Regions from separate parts of the Homo sapiens genome. Here regions 2 and 3 are each linked to region 1. A link is a loop called in an ENCODE intact Hi-C map of the cell type or tissue named here. Cell type or tissue: endothelial cell of umbilical vein. All regions are shown on one strand.

The links. A loop is a pair of places that touch in the nucleus more often than their neighbours do. Peaks named below come from ENCODE experiments on the same cell type or tissue, not always from the same donor. Only the 100,000 strongest peaks of a DNase experiment are listed, where the experiment ranks them.
Region 2: a loop joins it to region 1, with 9 times the contacts of the local background. A loop is called at or near these places in 5 of 110 quality-filtered maps.
Region 3: it touches region 1 in a loop (2.4-fold over the local background); 3 of 110 quality-filtered maps call a loop at or near these places.

What each region holds. Positions count from the first base shown.
Region 1 is chr2:204,322,064-204,330,063 of GRCh38, forward strand. No RefSeq gene overlaps it. Among named protein-coding and RNA genes, the nearest start is that of PARD3B, 220 kb to the right of the region's middle. RefSeq lists an enhancer at 1-773. In endothelial cell of umbilical vein, a CTCF peak has its summit at 3,530 (motif pointing right); DNase peaks (open chromatin) are centred at 158 and 3,538; H3K27ac peaks cover 1,033 bases.
Region 2 is chr2:204,839,739-204,847,738 of GRCh38, forward strand. The region is part of intron 2 of PARD3B (par-3 family cell polarity regulator beta); the gene reads left to right. Among named protein-coding and RNA genes, the nearest start is that of PARD3B, 300 kb to the left of the region's middle. In endothelial cell of umbilical vein, no CTCF peak of the experiment used is centred here; a DNase peak (open chromatin) is centred at 3,133; H3K27ac peaks cover 2,030 bases.
Region 3 is chr2:205,020,524-205,028,523 of GRCh38, forward strand. The region is part of intron 3 of PARD3B (par-3 family cell polarity regulator beta); the gene reads left to right. Among named protein-coding and RNA genes, the nearest start is that of PARD3B, 480 kb to the left of the region's middle. In endothelial cell of umbilical vein, no CTCF peak of the experiment used is centred here; DNase peaks (open chromatin) are centred at 4,758 and 5,488; H3K27ac peaks cover 1,447 bases.

The sequences.
Region 1 (8,000 bases):
GATTTATTCTCCAGAGCAGCTCCCAGAAGTTGAAAATCCTCCTAGAGCCAAAAACAGGAAGCATCCCCCACTCACCTGGCCCAGGGTCCAGGAAGGAATATGTGTGCTCTGACACACCCATGGTGTAAGTTCCCATTATGTCAGCAGTGTTTACCATCTCCAGGCACTTCCTATGACATAGGAGCACCGCCAAATCTCTTCACCAGCAGAGGAAATGACTAACTCCAGGAAGTCATCCCTTCTCCCTCTATCCCCCCAACCAAAAATGGAGAGGCTGTTGGACTTTCACTAAAAATATCAACACCATCTAAAAATAAGGTTCATCAACTCTGCCCTTGCCCCAGAATTCCTGACCCGAGCTCCTCTGACATCACCACTGGCCCCTGTCAACAGAGCCTCTCAGAGCCACCTCCTAGCTGCCCTCTTAGCTTAAAGTTCATTTTGAAATCAATCCCCACCAGCCTTCCCACCAATGAGATCACGAATAATAGCTGGCCATGACTGTATCAAACAAGTGTTTTCCCAGGGGATGGAAGGTCTTCCAAAACTCTTCCACAAGCACACGCACCCAAGCGGGTTTATTTCCTGTCTGGTTGGCTTCCTCCAGGCTCATTACGGTTTCAAGGTCATTTTCCAGAAAAGGAAAGAGAGTGCAGGAGTGTGACCTTTAGCAGTCTCGGGTGGACATGCAGCGGCTGACCTGTAGGAGAGTCTAAATGAAGCCATTTGTTAGGAAGCCATTGACAAGCACTTGGGGTATTCAGTAGTGGCACTGTTCCTACTGATGGTTCCTGGGGCACTCAGCCTGCTGCAGAGCTTTCTATTCTGTCTTGAGCTAAGAGACCCCAGCTGAAAATTGGCATTTGCTTTGGCGGTGGTGGTCTTGGTTGTTCTCAACTGATCTAGAGGAGAGTTGGGAAGAAATACCTAATCTTTAGTCCAAAGGAGAAGGATGGGAGAAATAAGACATAATTCTAGATTCAGTTGTGGTTTTTTTTTTGAGTCCCCAGGCTGGAGTGCAGTGGCGCAATCTCAGCTCACTGCAAGCTCCACCTCCTGGGTTCACACCATTCTCCTGCCTCAGCCTCCCAAATAGCTGGGACTACAGGTGCCTGCCACCACACCTGGCTGATTTTTCTTTTTTGTATTTTTTAGTAGAGACAGGTTTTCACTGTGTTAGCCAGGATGGTCTCGATCTCCTGAACTCGTGATCCGCCTGCCTCGGCCTCCCAAAGTGCTGGGATTATAGGCGTAAGCCACCACGCCCGGCTAGATTCAGCTCTTAACTCCTATATTGCTGGAGGTTTCTCTAATGACTGAACTGACTTATTAGCTTTGCTCCCCAAACAAGGAGGCAAGAAAGTCTCAAATAGCAACCCTTCCTCCGAGAGGAAGTAGCACAGCATAGTGGATAAAAGCTTTGAAGTTAGGGTCTCTGGGGTTAAATTCTGTTCTTGTTACATACAGCTGTGTGACATTTTAGCACGTTATTAGGCTCTGTAAGACTCAAGTTTGTTTCTCAGACGTAGACTGGGGTTTGTTATGAGGATCAGTTAAATAAGAAATGAACAGTTTATACACAGTCAGTGCTCCATAGAGGTACCTACCTGTTTTCTTTATTGAGTGTCTTGCCTTGTGCTCGGTGTTCTTCTAGTGCTGGAGATTCTACAGAAAACAGGACAGACAAGGCCCAACCCAGAGTAGGACACAGAGGTAGCCATTTGTGGATGCTGAGTGGCTGGTTGGTGGAAATGGCATGTAAGCTCAGGAAATGAATTGAAAATAGGACTGGGTGGGGCAAGACAGTCTTTCATTGTTAGTCCTCACTCCAACATCCAAAGAGCTCTGGAGGAAGGAGAAGGAAACTGACATACAGAAACATCCAGGATGTGTGCACATGTGAGGCCACTCTGGTGGGATGGTTTCTTCTCAGAGCTCCCCATCAGCTTGAGCACGATCTCAGGAGGAGCCCAAGGGATGGGTTCAAGGATGGGGGGACACACAGTGGTCACTGCAAGTCTTGCCCCCAGCAACTTTGTAGGCAAGGGGACTCCAGCTATCTCCAAGGCACACCAAAAGCAGAGGAGGCTTGGCCATTATGTCTTCAAGGTGACCATGAGGAGGGAATTATGAATATCAGGAGGCAGCTTAGGAGACCAGAAGGTAGGTACAGAATGATGATAGTGACAGAGTTTATGAGGAAAGAAATACATTGTAAGTTTGTGGGTTCAAATGGAGCCATTGAACTGAATCCATTAGTAACTTTGGAGACCTTACTTAATTAGAAGTTAGCTTGGTTCTTCTGTGTGCCTCAAGCAGCATGGTGGGCAAAACTTTTTTGCTCTAAGGGTCTTCATAGTCCTTCTCTCTCCTCCACTCCGGAGCCAAGATAAGGATCACATGCTGTGATGTATTGTAGTACCTTCTCTCTCTCTCTCTCTCTCTCTCACACACACACACACACACCCATTCTTAAGCTCTTTTTTCCTCCAAATTAAATGTTTTCTTGGTCATTTGTATGACAACATTGCAGCTTGTATATTGTTGAATGTTTCTTTCTCATTTTGAGCAGCCACGATATGTTCAATTTGAAGTTGTACCTAGGGAAGCCCTGGCAGAAGACACAGGAGACGTACGGAATGAAGCAGGATTTAAGACAGACGACAACAATGGGTTGGGGGTTGGTTTGCGAGATACTACTCTCTTACTCAGTTGGTATGGCTCCAAAAGGCCTGGAAAGATGCCAGGAATGAGCAAAGACCCACCAAAATAAAACAAACAGACAACAAAACCCTACCATAAACAACGAGAAAACAAAAAAGACAGAAAAACAACCCATCAGGTTGTATGAGGTTGTAACGGAGTTCTGTCTATGAGATGCTTTCGGGGTGACCAGGGTACACTGGCTGTTCTTGTCTTCCACCCCAAGGCAAGTCAGCACCCCCTAGAGCCAAGGAAAACTCACCGGAAGCTGAGGGGGACAGCAGGGAGACAAGAGTGGGTGACTACCATATTACGTAGAGTGTCAGCTCCATGAAAACAAGGATTGCCTTTCTTGTTCAGTGAAAACCACAAGTGCTGGGGACATAGTAGCCTCTCAATAATTATCTGTTGAATGAATTTCATCATAATGTTGCTAACATTACCCTGCCATTCCTTCAATACCTTAAGTTGTGGATCTACTGTATGGGATAGGAATGTGTCATTTTTTTCTATCAACAAACACAGGGATTCATTTCAAATGTAGATTATCATTCTAGACTCTCACTGTGTTAATGCCTTTTCCTAACATTTGAGGGAAACAAATCCAGGTCACATATATCATGTTCTATTTCACAAATTCTAGTAAGGCTCAACAGTAGTGCATGTTATTATTACCTAACTTTAGAGTGGACCAATAGTATTTACAAAGCGGTATAGGATGTTACAGTCAAGGTTTCAGCCCTTTTCCTTGAAGCCAATTACACCCCAAGAGATTTTTTTTTGTTTTGGAGGGTCATGACAGAGGATATCCCCTAGGGGGCAGTGTGTGCATATGTTTCAACCAAGCAAGGAGCGCATTTCATGGCCCGAGGTAATTGCAAAGGCTACAGGAGATCGGGGAGTCTAAGACACGAATGCACTATATGAAGTTGTCCTTTAGGCAGAGCAGAGTGGAGGCGACCTGAAAGAATTGCTCAATAGAAAAAAACCTAGTGACACAGCAGAAAATTGGGGGATGGTAACTTTCAAGGCTCCAGCCACCTAAATGCTTAAGGTTCAACACAGGAATCATTTGACACGCTCCTTAACATTTGCTAAGGGGTTTTTAATATTTTTATTTATTACATTTTATATTTCATGTTTCTGACATCCATACAGAATTGTGTTTCATTTTCTTGTCTATTCTAGGTGGCAGTTCAAATTCAATTAAAGTTAACCAGTTTTAATTGAGTAATAATAGTTGATAATGTATTATTGAGTGCTTATAATGTTCTGAGTGTTTTACTTACATATTACTTTAGTTAACGTTTCCACATCACCATGAGGTGAGGACTGTTAATATTCTCACTTTACAGATGGGAAAACTGTGGCATAGAGAGTTTACACAACTTGCCCAAGCTTAATAGTCTGAGTCGAGGACACATTCTCTTAAATATTTTACTATGTCACCTCCCAAAGAAGTGCCTCTCTAACTTTTTAATTTAATTTAATTTTACTTTTGAGAAAGGTCTTGCTGTGTCACCCAGGCTGGAGGGAAGTGGTGCAATCTTGGCTCACTGCAGCCTGGACCTTCTGGGCTCAAGTGATTCTCCCACCTCAGCTTCCCAAGTATTAATAGCTGGGACTATAGGCATGTACCACCATGCCCGGCAAATTTGTTGTAGAGACGGGGTCTTACTATGCCCAGGCTGGCCTTGAACTCCTGGTCGCAAGTGATCCTCCCAACTCAGCCTCCCAAAGCACTGGGATAACAGGCCTGAGCCATGGTGCCCAGTTCCTCTCTAACTTTAATGAGTTCACATATCACTTTGAGACCTTGTTAAAATGCAGATTCTGATTCAGTAGATCTGGGTGGGGCCTGAGAGACTGTTTCTAACAAGCTGCAGGTGATGCCAATGCAGTTGGTCCGTGGACCACATTTTGAGTAGCAAGAACCTAAAAAGGAGTGTGTATTGAGGGTAGAGGGATGTGAGGATATAAAGATGTGCATGGCGTAGTCCCTCCACTCAAGCAGATTATATCTGCTAGAGAAGGTTAGGGCAACTACACAAGTGGTGTATATTATGAAAGAAAGTGTATGTCCAGGGCCACAGAGGCACAGAGCAACTCAATAGGTACTAAGTGAGGGACTTTCTTCTAGGATAGGACAATGCACTTCAGGAAGGACAAGCAGGATGAATGAGGTACAGTTCCTGCCTGTGAGTCGTTTGCAAGCTGGTGGGGCAAGGTCAACAGACACATAAATAACCCTAGTACGGGCGTAGGTTTTACAAAAGAGGCTGCCCAGGATAATTCTGGGAACAGGAAGGAGGGACAAAATGAGGGAGGTGAGCATTTCTTTTTCTTTCTTTTTTTTTTTTTTGAGATGGAGTCTTGCTCTGTCACCCAGGCTGGAGTGCAGTGGCGCCATCTCGACTCACTGCAAGCTCTGTCTCCCAGGTTCATGCCATTCTCCTGCCTCAGCCCCCTGAGTAACTGGGACTACAGGCACCCACCACCACACCAGGCTAATTTTTTTGTATTTTTAGTAGAGACGGGGTTTCACTGTGTTAGTCAGGTTGGTCTCAATCTCCTGACCTCATGATCCTCCCGCCTCGGCCTCCCAAAGTGTTGGCATTACAGGCATGAGCCACCGTGCCTGGACAAGCATTTCAATTGTGAATTGAATTAGAAAGCTCAAGGAACAGAGCTCTCATCTGGCTGCAGACCTGGAGAAAGGCCTCATGAAAGAGATGGGATTTGAGATAAACCATGAAAGACAGATGGGGTTTTGACAGTGCATAAGGAAGGATATTTCAGGGAGGAAAAACCAGTTTAATCCAAAGTTCTGAAATACAGAAGTACAAAGCAAATTTGGGGCTAAGGGCATAGTCTTATTTTCCTATCTAGACACCGTACGGAAGTTGTGCTGAAAACCATGCTTTAGAGCAATGATTCTCAATCCATATTGAAAAAAATCACTTAAGGAGTGAAAAAAAGATTTCGATGCTGGGGCCTCATCCCCAGAAATTCTGATTTCATGAATCTGAGTCAGAGGTGAGAATCCATATGTTTTTAAATCTCCTCATTTTTATTTAGATAATACGTATGTGCAGCCAGATTTGAGAACCATTACTCTAAGCAATGATTCTCAAATTGTGCTGCCTGGGTCAGCAGCCTCAGCATCACCTGGGAACATCTGGAAATGCAAATTCTCAGGTCCCACCCTGGACCTACCGAATCGGAAACTCTGGGGGCGGGGCCAAGAACCTCTCTTCTAACAAACCCTCCAGCGATTCTAATGCAAGTTCAAGTTTGAGAACCAATGTTCTAGAGCCTTGCTCCTCCAAGTATAGGCCACTGGAAGCTTACTACATGCATGGAATCCCAGGCCGCCCCTCAGGACTGTTGAATCAGAACTGCAGTTTAACAAGATCCCCAGGTGATGGGTGTGTACATTTAAGTTTGGGAAGCCTGGTGATTTTCAGGTGAGAAGTCTAAACTTTTTAAAGACAACAATGGGAAGCAGCTGAAAGTTATAAAGTGGTGGTATAACTGATGAGCGCCCCAGGAAGAACCAGTGGCTAACTGAATGTAAGATGGATTGAATAAAACAGATCCTGTACAATACACCTTAAAAATGGATCCTGCACGACGATCCTAGAAAGAAGTCCCAGAGAAAATCCCCTTGCCACTTACACTTCCAGGACCTTCTTCTCCTATTCTTTCCTTCTTCGAGGCTCCAGGAGAGAACAGTGCACTGGGGCCTCTTGCCTCGCTGCTTGGAGCTCCTTTGACGGTGGAATCTTGCCAGCCATTGATCCAACACTGGGAGTTATCGCGGCAGTGCAACTGCAGTCAGGCCTCAGCTCCAGCTTGTATAATATTTCTGATAATAAGAGAGCCTAAATGAAGCATCCTTTAAAAGGCCTTCACTGTTAATTTGGCACAGGGAAAAAAGCCAGCACATTATACTAGGTTTTCCAGTCATTCTGCCTGTGCTATATGGACTCTTTGAATAGATGTCCATAATGAGATTACTCAAAATGGAATTCATTACCTGACTTCGGATTTATTGCTTTTTAACTAGAAATATAAGGCTACACACACTCTGCTCCCAGCGTTAGTTGTGTGACTGCCCCGCTTCTCCATTCCAGAATGGGTACGGGAAAGCAGGGTGAAGAAAATGCCCAGGAAGCCTGGGGGTCGTGGACAGTAAGAATGGAGCAAACAATGTGCTTCATTAGGACGGGTGCATTGGAACCCCGGGCCTCTGCTGCTAAGTTCTGCTTCCACAGTCTCACCATGGGGATCACAAGCCAGTCACCTCCTCACTAGCATAATTGGAAAGACTCTAAGGGGCCCCGAAGTGCTGAAGTGCTGTAAATTAGCAGCGTTCAATTCTGATGAACATTAAAGGGAGTGTGCAGTTAATTCCTCCGCACATGCTGATCGCAAAGTCTTCCCACTGGGGGCTTTTGGCTTGGAGCGTTACAGGGCCATTTGTTCTGCATGGCTTCTCCACCAGGGCAAGGACCTCAAGGTGAGTTAATAGGCTTGGCTTCTCAGCACTTTATTTTAATCTGTATTTACCATCATCATATATATTTTAACAAACCTCTGGTGCATGGCATGCCATTGAGCACTGCACAAACTAGATAAGAGAGACGGGGCCCTGGTTTCACTGGCAGAGGGCGGCAACTACATTCAAGGGGGTAACTGAGAAATCCTGCCTTGTATGCTAGTTGGTGGCGCTCCCTAGTCGCCACTGGCTCTGCTGTCTGCCACATGTCTTCCTAGACCTTTGCTTCTTTATGCTGGGGCCACCTCCACTGGACTGGCAGGAGGAAAGTGAGGTCATGTCTATAATATCACCTCTCACAGCCTCGGTTACCATTGCCCATTCTATTTTCTCTGTCCTCTCATTCTTTCTTCGTCAAACTCTCTGTCTCTCGCATGCAATGTAAAAATATTGCTGACAGTGGCTTTCCATGAGATAATAATCTTAAATAGATGACACATGGATAATAGGATAGAGTAAAACAGGATGGGTAAATTGATAATTGCAGATTAGAAGGAAATGCAATCAGCAAACAAAACAAAAGCCGAATTTAGGGGGTAATAAGCATGATGTGTTAGAATTGTTAAGAGTGAGGTATTTTCATATACAAGTCTTTATCCCTGAGGTAAAACCAAAGCGGCATCTTTACATGTTGCAGAAGTATGTCTGAAATGGCACATTCTATTTGTTTGTTTACACATTTCACATTTTAAAAGCAAAAGGAACTATCATTACAGATATTTTTCTTCATTGCTAT
Region 2 (8,000 bases), 520 kb after region 1:
TTATGAACTGGCAACCAAATTCTTCATGAAGAATTTGGTTTTTGAAGAACAACTGTTTTTGTTCAAGATAATACTTTGAAAAAAGATTTGTCATAGAAGTTTAAAAACTTGAATAGACAGCTCTCATTGTCTGTAAGGCTAGGTTTCTGCGGCTTTTAATGTGTAAGAGACTTGTCCCATTTAACAATAAATATTTTAGTGCCACTTAAAAGTATAATTAATATATCTTTCTTAAAAGTGGTATTCCCTCCCTCTACGTATATTTCTCTTTCCTCAGCCCCAAAAGCACATATTCAGGGAGGGAAGGTAAGGGATTTACATCCTTTTTCCATCACTACGTCAAAACTTATACAATTTATACAATTTAATATTATTAAGGTAGTTAATGTAGCAGTTCATGTGAAGTTACTCAGTAGAAATACTTTAAATCATATAAAAATATAGCTGAATATAAATTGAAGGGTCAGAGATTAAGGGTGAAGCAAGTTTTAAAAATCAGAAGCATTTCCAAATTCAAGTTATTTGGGGTAGCTGTAGAGAAATAATTGAATGACCCTTAGCAATATTTTAGGAAAACTTTTACCTAATGAAAAATTCTACTCCAAAGCTGTGTTTTACTTCATAAAATTAATAGAAAGTGGGGAATATCTCTACACTTCCAATATCATGCTTTCCTTTAGTCCTAGTAAAAAGGGACCCAGAATCTTTGTTTTACCCTCCCAAATTACCCACTTTAATACGAATACATGAAAATAGATTTTAAAAAAGAAGTGAATAAAATAGATGAATTTGTCCTTTTTTTTTTTAACTATGGTCCTTAGACAATAGCTTTCAACTCTCCATAGAACTGGAACAACTTGCACGATGTTGACTACAGTAAGATAACAAAATTGTATATTGTATGAGGCAAATACGTGTGGTTGTCTTATCTAACCACAATGATAAGTACGGTAGTGTCATCCAGGGTTTCATCTTCTGCAGTTCAGTTACCTATGGTCAACCACGGTCGCAAAGTAGGTTGAGATCATTACAATGAGATATTTTGAAAGAAAGAACACTTTCACATACCTTTTACTGCAGTATATTGCTGTAATTATTCTTTTTCATTATTAGCATTGTTAGTCTCTTATTCTGCCTAACTGATAAGCTTTATTGTATGTAAGTATAGGAAAAAACATAGTGTATATAGGGTTTGGTGCTATTACCAGGGTCAGGCATCCACTAGGGGTCTGGAAACACATCCCCTGTGGGTAAGGGAAGACTACTGTACATAATTTGATTCTTTCTTTCTTTTTCCCAAATAGTGGTCATATTTGATCAGTCACCTTTGCTCATGAAGAGCACATTGGCAAGGACAACACAAAGAAGCTTGTTCTGCAACTCGGTTTTCTTATGTTAAATATTTAGTTTTCTGCTTGCTTCTTCTTATCTGTTTGTACTTGGTAAGGCTCCCTCCTTCTTATGTGATAGGTTGGATGCTGCCGGAGAGGTTACTAGTGCATGGAAGCTCCAAAACAGAGTGGAATGGAAAATTATAGCCTCAAGGGTATCCTTGGGAAGGAGCCAGACAAAAGGTGCATGCCCACATTGAGACAAAGCTAAAGCAAAACTACCAGGTGTTAGAAAACCCAGAGCACATATACAAGAACAAGGCAAAAAATTCCTGTTACTCTAACAGTATGCCTTACTTTTCTTTAATTTTACTTATTTGTAAAGTAGACAAATGCCCCTGTTGTGTCTTGTTGAGTTACAAGTGCAACAAGTAGCATTCTAGAGTGGGATGTTACTGTCAGTGCCTGTTTTGGGTCACTTTAATATACTGCTGTTTAATTGATTTTATATCTGAAGATGCAGGTCTTTAACATGGACAGATTTTCATAAGATCACTGGAATACTGGCTTTCTTTTGTTTTGCGATGAGGGCAAATTTTCTGTGGTTTATTTTTCCCCATTTCTGGTGAAAATAATATTCTCTTTTCCTCTTCTACAGGGAAGATGGCAGTTTCCTCAGTTAAACTTAGGATCTTTGTCCCTTTTAAATAGGCCATTGTATAAAATACAAATGATCAAAATTGTATCACAGTAATAATTAGCTAATTTTTTTGCAGAAGTTTTTTGGTGGGGTTTTTTTTTGGTGTCAACACAACTTTAAAATAACAAATAATAAGAGAAAACTTTTTAACATTGTAGGAATATGTGAAATTGAATAGCAAACTCAATTTAGATGAGTTCACATGAATAACATACTTCAGGTTGGTAATATTCCAGAAGGTTCAACTGCCTCATAGAAAATTAAATCTCTGAAAAATTCCCCGACTAAAAATCATTTGAAAATTCTAATTTTTTCTAATTATTTGGATTTTCTTATGTTAGATTTCATTTCATGGAAGGATATTGAGTTTGTGTATATTCCTGTGTGTGAACATGTGCTTGTGTGTGCTCTTAATAGCGGTTATTTTTCAAAGCAATAGTCTTTCAAGCCTTTCTCTAATCTCTCCAGCATCTAAAATGAGGTGATATAAAACTCCCAGGTGGGTACTAAATATTAGATTTGTTGACACCAGCATGGGTGCTTGAGTGGTAGTGGGAAAAAGAAAAATGATTGTCTAGAGTTTGTATGCTACAGAATTGAGGTGGTTTCAGCTGCTTTCATTTCCTTTAAAGAATAATATTGTTTTTTTCAAATGAGGAGGATTAAGTAAGCACCTTAAAAAAAGAGGAGCAATATATTGACAACATCTGGTATGAAGAGTTATTATAAAAGGTAAGAGGATCTGTGCCAGAAAAAGAATGGAGAGGGAGATTCTCTCTAATAAATAAATTTCTTTTAAATGTGCCTAAAACATTAAGGGGGTTTTTCCCATTTAAATTTATCTTTGAAAACTCCCTAGAGAAGGAGAGTGGTTTCTGTAACAGCTGGTTAGAATTGCTGAGCAAATGTCTGGAAAAGATGATTTTGAAACAATGTGTTTTGTAATGTTTAAACATTTTACATTTTTGTTGAAACCTGACTTCTGATGAAGAAAATCGCTCTGTACAGCAGGCCTGCGCTGTGGGCTGCTTTTCTGCTTTCTCTAGAGCTGAGTCACTGAGGACTGCTACCTTAGCTCCTCAAAGCTGTTAAATTTCTCGAAGGGAAGCTGAGTCATTAGGAAATGTACCAGAATAGGAGAAAGTAGGTCATTTTGCTAGACTTGGCAAAACTTTCATCAGCTTCAGATTCGCAAGATCTGCAGTTCTCAAACTCCAGGGTTAATCAGAATCTCCTGGAGGGCTTATTCAAACATGCGTGTCTGGGCCCTCCTGGCAGAGTTCCTGATTCAGTAGGTCTGAGCTGAGCCCCGAGGATCTGTATTTCTGACAGGTTCCTAGGTGAAGGTGATGCCGCTAAACCTCGGCCCATACTTTGAGAATTGTTACACTAGTGAAAGCTTGGAGAGAAAAAAAAAATTAGACAAGCCTTCCCCAAAGGTTTGGCAGTCAGCTTCATAGTTGGATGGAGGAGGACACTACCATTTATTAATCACTAGATACTGTCCCAGTCTTGACATTCAATCTTCCATCCAATTCTGTAACATGAGTCATGGTATATCTATGCTGCATAATCATCTGTACAGAACTCACAGAACTCAGTTAGTTTGTTTCCTTCCTCTTCTCTCCTCTCCTCTCCTTTTTCTTTTTTTTCTCCATTGCCCTGGCTGAGGTACAGTGGCGTGATCTTGGTTGACTGCAACCTCCACCTGTGGGGTTCAAGTGACTCTCCTGCCTCAGCCTCTTGAGTAGCTGGGACTACAGGTTCACACCATCACACCTGGCTAATTTTTGTATTTTCATTAGGGACGAGGTTTCGCCATGTTAGCCAGGCCGGTCTCAAACTGCTGACCTCCTCAGCTTCGCAAAGTGCTGGGATTACAGATGTGAGCCACCGCGCCCAGTCCAGAACTCAGTTTCCATAATCAACCTGCCCAGAGTTTAAAGCCAGAGAAGCAGGTGCATCTGAATTTCTGCCTTTGTCTGTTTAGATCTAAAGGTTCAACTCTTTCTATCAAAACATACTTTTGTACTTGTTCTCAACGTGTCTTTATTTCCTCTTCTTTTTCATTCATACATGTTATTCAGAGGATCTCAAAATTCTTTGGAGTTTTACAAAGGAAAAGTTCAATTTCCAAAATTTTTTTGCGACCTGACATCCCCTACTATCAGGTAACACTAATTTATTTAATATTGACTTTGCTTATGAGTAATGGCAATGCACAAAGCTGATGAAAGCCGAAATTCCATCAGATGGATTTAGCAAATTAACAGGAGAGAGAAACTACTTAGTTTGTGAGAAACTACTCGTTTGTAAACTATGCAAAAAGGATAGACATTGTCTTACCTAATCACAAATAAGCCTTTCCCAAAGGAAGTGGTTACCTTTTAAATGTGTGCACTTATGTTTGTTTTTAATCCAAATTTGTGCCAAGGAATTATGTAATTATTATTTCTGTACAAAAGTTACTTAGCCATTCCTAAATTATCATTCATTGATGTCTGAGAGTAAATAATTTTAGTACCACTACGATTAAATTGTAGCAGGAAAAAAAACTATGAAATAGACTCATTCTGAGTCATTGCTTATAGCCATTTAAAGTTGATTAGCAATGTTAGTTTAGGAGATGTAAAAATGCAAAATTTTATTTTTAAGTTATAATATTTTAATTTGTAATTTCAATGAGCTATAAAGGAATGTTTATATTTATGGAAACTCTATGAAATATAAAGAAATGCTCTCACAGATGTCATTTTAGATATATTAAGTCTGCTAAATTCAAATAAAAGTTTTGGTACTAACGTGTGAGCACCTGGATGGCGGGGGCTGGGTGTTATATATTTTTACATCGAAGATGAAGTCCTGCATAGTGACTTGCATGTGAATAGGAGTCAGGAAGCATTGACCAAATGATAAAGCATTGCTCCAGCTGAGTTACAGGCCTATTCTTTTTAGCTCAAATCAACCCATTAAATTATTTGTGAGATAAAATTTTTCTCAAGTGTATTTTTCCAATAAGAACTTGAAAAAGTTGTACGTTTTATTTTATTTGAAAATGTATTAATAACTTTACACTATTGACTTTCTCCTTTCATATATTTTTAAATATGAGAAGGCTATTATCTGTTTATATGTGATTATATTGCCATTTGGCCTCAATTGCTCTTACTCTCCTCCCCCACTGGGCCACATTTCTAGGTCAAATTATTAAGGGAAAAAAGATGCAGGATTTTCAAGATATAACCTCTCACAGAGTATATATCTTAAAAGAGGAAAATGTATCCTGCACGCTGAGGATTACCTATGGCTAAATGAGAGTTGAAAATAGAAGCATGTGTTAAACTGGAAGTCAATTTGAGAGAATGTAATAGAGGACAGTCTGACAGGTGTTAATGTTACCCTCAAAGGGAATAAGCTGGAAGCTATAAAAAGTGTATGTAGCCACCACTCATTATGATACATGATATTCTTGCTGACTTGAAGTAGGAAGATGAAAATAACTAGTTTGTTTAAAGCTGCATATTCTGATAATTTAGGATTTAACTTTCTGCTTTGAACAACTTTTTCATGTGGAAAACCTTAACTTTTTATAGGTATAATTTGTTATTTTTAATAATGCTTATAAAAGTTTTTTTAAAAAGTAAGCTGTATTGTAGAAATCATCAAATACCAACTAGAATTATATTTTAATATTTTATAGATTTTACTCATAGAGTAAAAATTACATTGTTAGATATGTAAGGGGTGGTAACACCTTTTAAAAATCTTGGTTGTCCTTGTTTGTTCTGTAGTTTATGAAAAACAGAGATTCTAAAGATTGCACCTATGCATGAAATCTGATTTGCTCTTTTGTGCAGTATAAGAGTATGGCTGATTTCTTTCAATTCTGAGAACCTTACATAGGAGACCCCAACCTCTACATAGGTTACAAGTGAATAGACTCTGATTTCCGTTGATTTTATTTCATGTAAAACTATAACCTTCACAACTACACATCAATCTCAAACTTCTTTGAATGGCTCACTACTTAAAAGTCATTTTTCCCTAAATGATATGTATAGATATAAGTGATCTGAAAAATATTTTCAAGATTTTATTGTCCTTCTTACCTATATGCAGAATTGACATATATGCCTATATAAAAGTGGAAAATCTGTATATGATGAAACACCATACGTAGTTAAAATACAAGAGCCAGATTGAGAAAGAATATCTGCAGATTGGGAATAGAATAATTAATGGTCAAAGGATTGGTATCTTGAATATGAAGAAAAGTTTCTATAAATCCAAATAGAAAAACAAATGAAGAAAAGGAAAAAAAATGCAAAGGTTTTGAATAATAAGTTTACAGAGGAAAGGAAGGGCAAACATTGACAAGATGCTCATGCTCACTGTCTAGGAATTGGTAATTAAAAGAAAATGCTTTCTTAAGATTGGTAAAATGGATAAGGAGTGATAAGATAGATTCAGTGTTGGCTTTCTACACTGGTGTGGGAAGGCAGTTGCTCTTCATATTACCAATGGTGGGGATGGAAATTGCTAAAGCCTTTTTGGTAGGATAGTTTATGAAACAACTTTTAGAACTAAAAACAATGTGTAACTTTTGATCAGGCATTCAAATGCTAGGTATCTGTTCTAGAGAAATACATAGGCGTGTACACTGCAGAATTGTAATAGCTAAAATTAATCCCTAATTGTCATTGCTGTGGACACAAAGTTCATACGTTGAAGCATTAACCCTCAATGTGAGTGTAAGGAGTTAATTAAAGTAAAATAACTTTGTGAGGGTGGGGCCCTGATATGATAGGGTTAGTGTCTTATAAGAAGAGTTATAAGAGAACTTGTGCTCTTTCTGTTTCTCTCTCTTTCCCCAGCTATGTGTGTACAAGTACAAACAAGGTCCAGTGAGCACACGAGATAGCCAGGAGGCTTCCTATACCTGAAAGTATTTCTTAAGCCATTTTCTTCTTCGTACAGATGACACATTACCTCCTTGTTGGATGAATGCATTGCCTTCTTGTTGAGAAAAAAATTAATTCTTATACCAGGAGATTCCGACTGCCTGTAATGTGTTCAGTTCCCTGAATCACAGGGAATATGCCCAGTCCACCATTCCTTTCAAACTCATCCTCTGACTGTAGATGAAAGGAGATAATTAGAGTCGTAGACATTGGGATTGCTCTCTTATAAAATTTACTCTATATTTTAATATAGTCATATTTGAAGTGTGTTACTTTTATCATAATCTGTATATATGCTGGTTCAAGAATAGAGTAGTCATCACACAGATTAAGGAATAGACTATCGCCACGTATTTCTATATCCTGAAACTATATATTGTTTAGGTATGTTTGTTTCTTGAGGAAAATGTATAACAGCTATTTTTCTGTAACTTTCTTTCTTTTTTTTTTTTTTGCTAAGCATTGTTTATGTTTTAACTACGTTGATAGGAGTAGCTGCTGTCCTCTATTGCTATAACTATAGAACAGTGGTTTTCAAATGGCTTTGACTAGAAGCCACCATAAGAAATATGCTTAAATTGCAAATCAGTGTGTATACACATGCAGAATTGAAACAATTGAAATTTTAGAGTTAGCTTGTCTAGATTCATGAAAAAAACTGGAGAGTTTAACATGGCATAATTAATAAGGTCTTAAATAGTAAATACAGTTGTCCCCCTTTATCTATAGCTTCATTTTCTGTGGTTTCAGTTATCTGTGGCCCTAAAATATGAACTGAAAAATTCCAGAAATACACAATTCATATGTTTCAAGTTGCATTCCATTCTGAGGAGTGTGGTAAAATCTCGCACCATCTCACCTGGAGCGTGAATCATCCTTTTGTCCAGCCTTTTCACTGTCTGTAGGCTACCATCCATTCCACCTGCTAGCCTTCTAAGTCATCAGTTCAGCTGTGGTAGTACTTCAGTGCTTGTGTTCAAGTAACCCTCATTTTACTTAATAACGTCC
Region 3 (8,000 bases), 700 kb after region 1:
ACTGGCTTTGGGAAAAAATACCCCTCTTATAAATTCATTAATACAAAGCAAGGGGAAGAGTTGATATTTTAAGTTTACATTCAGGTAAGATTACATTGAAAATTATAACATTTTGTTCAATCTGTGCTTGTTACCTACAGGACCTTGTTATATGTAGGAAAATTATCTTTGAAACCTCTGTGTGTTGTCGAAGTCAGATGGCTAATATTGACCCAAGCTGGCATCTCCCTCACTTCACATTGGGGATCCTGTTGAGTTGTCCTCAAGGCTAGCCTTTTGGACCACTATACTGCACTTCTGTCCTTAAGCTCTCAATGTGAAATCAGAGACAGGCAAAGTCAAGCAAACAAGGCAAAGGTTAATACGAGCAGGCTAATAGTCAACAGATGGGAGTCTTCAGCCTGAGTGAGATCCCGCTAGAGGCCTTCCCTTCAGAGACCCAAGAACAGTTGAACTGGAAATTTGACCAGGAAGGGACTCCCTAAGAGACCTTGCCTCTGAGCATGTCAGCTGAAAAGATGGCAGAGTTCAGAGAAAGGTGATGGGAGATGGTGGGCAGAGAAAGCACCAGTTCCTATGTACTACCTCCAAACCAGAAATTTCTAATACAGCAAATAAAGCAAATTGGAATGATTTCATGAACCTGTGTAGAGGTCTGCAACTGGAAAGGATGTCCTGAAAAGCACTATTTTATATAGTTTGGTAGAAATACATCCACACTGTATGAGTCTCAATTTTAAAACTCCCTTGAGGATTAGGAAACAGATTATAAGTAGCTAGAATGTAAAATAATAATAATTTAGACATTGTTTTGGAATGATAAAGTTTATTGTACATGGTAAGGAAATTATGTATTGTAGATTTTCCTGATTCTGGGCATGCATTGGGACCACAGGTTATGGTGGCTCACATTTTAGGATTGACTTCCCAACGGCTGCTCACACAGCCTCTGGAAGTGGTAACTTTGGAAGGACTGGTTGCAAAGTGGAACCAGAGTATATTGCAGTTTCACAAGCAGGAGGTAATAGCATTTATTGAGCAACTATATGCTCTCTTCTCTCTCTCTTCTCTTCTCTCTCTCTCTCTCTCTCTCTCTCCCTCTCTCTTTCTCTCTCTCTCTCTCTCTCTATATATATATATATAGTTAATCTTTTCAATGACCCTGTGTCTTTCTTTGGATAGAAATTTAAAATAAACTTCCATTTTAAATATGAGGAAACCAAGACTTAAGGAGGTTAAGGAATTGGGTCTAGTAATATATCAAGTCAATGGCAGAAACACAGGGAACTCAGGTCCCTTGGATTCTGTAGCACTGGTTTTATTCCTACACTTTACCCCCTCCATTGTAAGGGTACTAAAATCTTCATATGTGGTCAAACACCTTTTACTTTTATTAGGAGAAAATGGAAAAGAAAATCCAAATACTCCAAAAAATCCAATGCAAAAACTCCAAAATATCAAAAGCTACCTTTTTCAAACAAATTCAGTTTTTTATTACTCTTACTTTCATAATTTGCTCTTTTTAGTAATTATTTGCTTACTTCATTGCTTAGATTTAACAATACAAATAGATGATAAAAATCTAATGATTCAGTTAGTTATATTTTAAATGTTATATTATTGTGTCACAAAAAGTAGACATGTAATGCATGTCTTATCTAACATTACCTAAAACATACTGGCTTCCCTATGTAATTCTATTATGAATACTATGCCAGTATCTTCTCTAATCATTCCAATTTAAACATAGTATCTATGACTGGATTGTAACAGAAATTGGAATTTGCCGGCCAACACTGAATTGGAAATGCTTCCATTCAAATTTTCTTACAAATGATCTTTAGAAATGTATTTTAAATTTCATTCTAGCGAAACCAACTTAGAGTGAATCTTAATGGGCTAGAACAAAATAGATTTTGGATTGATTTTTCTCATAAAATATGCAAAGCCCTGTTTTTAAATAGAGTTTTTCCCCTTCAATATTGTTCTTTTTCTCTGTTTAGCAAATAATTTGTCTAAAACGTTTCTTTTTCAGATTTTAGTTAGATTACAATAGAATTAACATCTTAGAATTGCCAAGGTAGATGGAAGATGAAGAGAAAATCCGGATTCCAGACCATGCTAACTTCAAGCCAGTGTTTTGCCTGCAGCTGATCTCAAGAATTAGGTGAAAGTTTCACTATGTAACCTGTTTTGGGGCTCAACTCTTCATAATACGATCATTCATTAAGTAATATAACCATGGATAATTGTAAAAAACTGGGACACTGGGTTTTCCCCCCTTACTCCACAGGTCGACTAGGCTGACAGTATACACCAGAAAACAGGCATGCAAGGCATCCTTCTACATCTTTCTCTTTTGCTTGCCTCTTGTTAGTTACAAAGATACATACTGTGCCAGGCACTAAGCTGGTTTCAACAGCTATTTATTTAGATTGTGTGAACTGGAGCTGAACTTGAACCCAATTAATAGCAACTGAACTTGAACAAACTGATATGAAATCATTACAGGCTCAGTTCCCTGGTCCATTATCCCTGAAGAGATCATCCGACAGCACTCCAGGTGCCTTTTCTATGCCAAATCTTGGTGCAGTGCCCAATCAGAGAGTGTCGGGGGGATTAGAAGTTCGGTTGCATCGGAGTTAGCTCATTACCACATTTGTGATCGCTTTCACAGAGAGGAGAGGTGGTGATCCCACTGGGCAGGATTGCAGAGAAGGCTTTGTTTTCAACACCATCTGGCACATGGTTGGCACTCATTAACACAGCACAATGTCGATTAAAATAATAATTGTACGTGGCAGCAATGCTGCTTAGACAGGTCCCCACCTTTGGCCTTCCAGCAAAGGAAATTGAAGAAAGAGAAGGCTGAGGAGTTGCCTCTGGTAACTCTGGTCTCTGGGTTTGCATCTTTCTTCATGCCCACACCTTTTTTTTTTTTTTTTTTTTTGGTAAAGAAGCTACTTTTTTAAATGTATGTATTTATTTTTATTTTTAGCAGCAGTACCCCCCCACCCCCCGCCAAATCCCCCTGTTTTTTTAAACTGGGAATACCATGAGTCTGACCTTGTTCGCAGTTCCCAAGGACCCTAATTACAGAGCTCCGGCTGTAGCTGGACTCCCAATTCAATACTGCAGCCAGGAAATATTTGCTGAAAGGGGATTCTATGCAGTCATATTTCTTCTGCAACTTGAATTATATATAATTAAGAGTTTTAGGCTTTTCTCTTTTAAAGGATGCATGGATGAACTCAATCATTCAGGTGCTGAGTTAAGACTACACTGCCTTTCCTTAAAAAAACAGATGTGTATTTACTTCGGCAGCTCCAGATCTTGACTCTGGTAGCATCTACTTGATTTGCTGTTTGGGGGATAGGAGTGCAGATTTTTGAAAGAAATTGTTTGAGTTTGAATCCTGTTTCTACCATATACTAGGTGTGTGGTGAGGAGAAAATCCCTTAACTCTTGGTCTCCCTTTTCTTCACTGCTGCTATGGTGGTAATAGTCATCCCTAAGCTTTAGGATTTCTGTGAATATAAACAAACATGTAATACACTAAGAATAATGCCCAGTGCAGGGTGAGCTCTTGATATGCATTAGCTATGATCATGTATGCCTCACCATCATTTTCTTTCTTTCTTTTTTTTTTTTTTTTTTTTTTGAGATGGAGCCTCACTTCTGTCGCCCAGGCTGGAGTGCAGTGGCGCGTTCTTGGCTCTCTGCAACCTCTGCCTCCTGGGTACAAGTGATTCTCCTGCCTCAGCCTCCCAAGTAGTTGGGATTACAGGTGCACCCCCACCACACCCGGCTAATTTTTGTATTTTTAGTAGAGATGGGGTTTTGCCATGTTGGGCAAGCTGGTCTCGAACTCCACACCTCAGGTGATCCACATGCCCCAGCCTCCCAAAGTGCTGGGATTACAGGCCTCACTGTTATTTTCTGCAAGAGTTTATTCTTCCTCCAGATTGTGCCTCATACCTATTTAAATTTTTTATTCCCAAATGATAGGATTTACTAGTTGTAGTGATGTAGGTAGTGGTTATGTGGACATTTGTCCAGATATGTTGATCAACTTTTTTTGGTAGGACACTATTATTTAATTCCTTGTCATGCTAGACCAAGGTTAGAAGAAGCCAATTGATGTGGGTAATTTCCTCATAGATCTATAATACCTTCATACCATAATAATTAATGAAGCACATCATTTGTTTCCAGAGCAGATTATGCATATCTTAAACAAAAGAAATAAGTTGTATATTTCAAGCCTATAGGTAAGCACTATAACTAATGATCATGTGGTTTTCTCTGGTTGTGGAACCATAAACAGCATGCCCTCTGGCACTGTAATGATTTGTGTTCTATAATACTCAGTGTAACCATGGTTTTTATTCTGTTTGCCGTTTGGTATGTGGAAAAGCCTTCAAGAAACTGGCTTTTTGCAGGAGTGTTTACATATCATTCATGCCACCAAGAGAAGATGACCGACATTTTAGATGCAGAAGAAAGATTAAATGCATTCAGTTTAACTAGCGGCACTAAAAAGGGCTGCATCTTTGTATTGTTGCTGTTTATCTTCTTTCCAGCAGTGGAATATTGAGCTTCCCCAGGCTGTGATTCAGGTATTAATGCCGATTTTAGGTCGGGCAAGAGTGTGTTCAGTCTGCGGCACTTAGATAGCAAAGGCAAACTGCTCACGGCTATTAGTCAGGAGTTTCTGTATGCCAGTGATTGCATGCTTGTGACTCATAATCAGGGTGATTCACAGCAACCGTTAGATGGGCTTGCTGTGGCTGTGTTTTTCGTTTGGACTGCTGTCATTGCCAAAAGTGTCAGCCTTTCTCCTACAGATCTGACCGTGTGACACATGCACAGTGCCCTTTGGTTGTGCTGAATGGCTCACCACTAACATCATGGCTAAGTTTTATTATCTTGGAGGAATTGTCTCTCACAGTGAGTCCCAATTAGACAAATGAATTTTGTGTTGTTTTCTTTCTGAAGTGTTACTCTGGGATTGTTGACAGAATTTGTGCCACAGTGTTCTCTTGGGCAGTCTGAATTCCAGATTCTCTATCTTGGTTTAACTATGCTCTCACTTGAGAATCAGCAAGGAGATGTCATGTTATCTGTTTTTCTGTATACGTGGAGCTGTATCGGTGGTCTGGGTTCCTGCTGAGCAGATACATAAATAACCACACGTCTCTCTGGGTTTAATACCAGCCCGGTTCTGACATCCAAGGCTGACTCCTATTCCATGTTTTGCCCCAACCACCGAACACGATGCTCTGACCCCTCAACACACAGATGCCTTGTACCTGACCTAATAAGTTGAGTCAGCAACCTGTATTTCTGATTTGTCCATTAATTCTGTGTGTCCTGGTTGAGACCCACTTGCATTTCTGCATGCTTGCTTAACCTACGCCTGTCACAACTACCTCTGTTCCTTTTTGAACTTAACAAACATTTATACAGCCCGCGGTACGCTAGGGTCTGAGCATACAACTGGGAAAAGATAGATAGGATCTCTGTTCTCATGAAACTTCCCTTCTGGCTCTTAGAAGTTATACATGTAAACAAATGCACAAGAGTCTCTCTGATGGTAACAATGCAATGAAGAAAATGAAACAGGATAAAGGAATAGAGAGCAAGTAACTATGACAGGGCTATTCTGAGAGTAGAGGGAAAGGTGGGAGAACATTCTACGCAGAGGGACCAGCTAGTACAAAGGCACTAGGGCAGTCTGGGTGAATTTGGAAAGATAGAGAGCCAAGGAGGCCAGGGTGGCTGCAGTGTAGTGGGTGGGCAGAGAAGAGCCAGATGAGACAGAGTCAAGCCTGATATAGACAGTCTTTTTTCTATTTTATTTTAAAATATTTAATTTACAAATAAAAATTGTATAAATTATACATGTACAGGGTGATGATTTGATCTGTGCATGCATTGTGTACTTATTACCACAATCAAATCAACACATTCATCATCATCCTTAGTTACCATTTGTGCATGTGTCTATATGGTGAGGGCACTTAAAAATCTTCTGTCATCAAATTTCAGGTAAACAACACAGTATTATTAACTATATTTAATGCTGTACATGAGATCCCCAGAATTTATCCATCTTGTAACTGAAGGTTTATACCCTTTGACCAACTTCTCAACACTTCCTCCAACCCTTCATCCATGGCACCCATGATTCTACTGTCTGCTTCTATGATTTAAACTGTTTTAGATTCTGCATATGATTGAGATGAGATACTCTTTGTCTTTTGGTGTCTGGCTTATTTCGCTTAGCATAATGTCCTCCAAGTTTATCCATGATGTTGCAAATTGCAAAATGTTCTTCTTCTTATGGCTGAACGATATTCTCTTGTTTAGACACACCACATTTTCTTTATTAATTCATCAGTGGACACCGAGGTTGTTATTGTAGGTGTTATTTACACCTATCTTAGTTATTGAAGTAACGCTGTAATGAACATGAGGGTGTAGATACCTCTTTGAGATATTGATTTAAATTCCTTTGGATATATGACCAAAGGTGCAATTCCTTTGGATATATGGCTGGACCATAGGGTACTTATTAATTTACACATTTTTAATTTTTTAAGGAACCTCCATACTGTTCTCTATAATGACTGCACCAATTTCCATTCCCATCGTGCACAAGGCTTCCCTTTTCTCCACAGCCTTTCCAATAGCCAGCTGCTATCTCATCTTTCTGATAATAGCCATCCTAACAGGTATGAGGTGATATCTCATTGTGGTTTTGATTTGCATTTCTCTGATGATTAGTGATGTTGTGCACCTTTTTATATATCTGTTGGCCATTTGTATGTATTCTTTGAAAAAAATGTCTATTCATGTCCTTTGCCCATTATTAAATCTGGTTATTTGTTTTTTGATATTGAGCTGCTTGAATTTATAATATTTTTGGAGACTAATCCCTCATCAAATATACAGTTTGCAAATAATTTTTCCCAATTCATAGGTTGCCTTTTCATTTTGTGGATTTTTTTTTCCTTTGCTGTGCAGAAGCTTTTTAGTTTGGTGTAGTCCTGCTTGTTTGCCTTTGCTTTTGTTGCCTGTGCTTTTAGTGTCATATCCAAATATCATTGCCAAGATCAATGTAAAGGAGCTTTTTCACTGTGCTTTTTCCTAGGAATTTTACATTTTCAGATGTTACATTTAAGTCGTTAGTCTTTTTTGAGTTAATTTTTGTATATGAGGTAAGATAAGGGCCTAATTTCATTATATTGCATGTGTATATTTGGTTCACACAGCATCATTTATTGAAGAGACTATCCTTTCCCCATTTTGCATTCTTGGCACTCTTGTCAAAGATTAGTTGACCATATATGCACAGGTTTATTTTTGTGCTCTCTGTTCTGTTCCATTGGTCAATGTGTCTTGTTTTTATGCCAATACCATACTGTTTTATTACTGTGGCTATGTACTTTTGTAATACAGTTTAAAATCAGGGTATGATGCCTCCAGCTTTGTTCTTTTTGCTCAAGATTACTTTTGGTATTTGGGGGCTTTTTGTGGTTCCATATGAATTTTAGGGTTTTTTTCTGTTTCTGTGAAAAATAGAATTGGAATTTATATAGGAATTAAACTGAATCTGTGGATCACTTTGGGTAGTATGGACATTTTAACAATATTAATTTTTTAATCCATGAACGTGAGATCTCTCTCCATTAATTTGAGTCTTCAATTTCTTTCAACAACATCTTATAGTTTTTGATGTACAGATCTTTTACCTCCTCACATTAACAGAATGAAAGATAAAAATCATATGGTTCTCTCAACATGTGCAGAAAAATTCAATATTCTTTCATAATTAAAAACTCTTAATAGATTATTTGACCAAATTCAACATTCTTTCATGATAACAACTCATAACAAATTAGGTATAGAATGAATTTATCGCAACATAACAAAGGTTCTGACAAGCCCACACCTAATATAATACTCAACATGAAAAGCTGAAAGTTTTTAAGGTT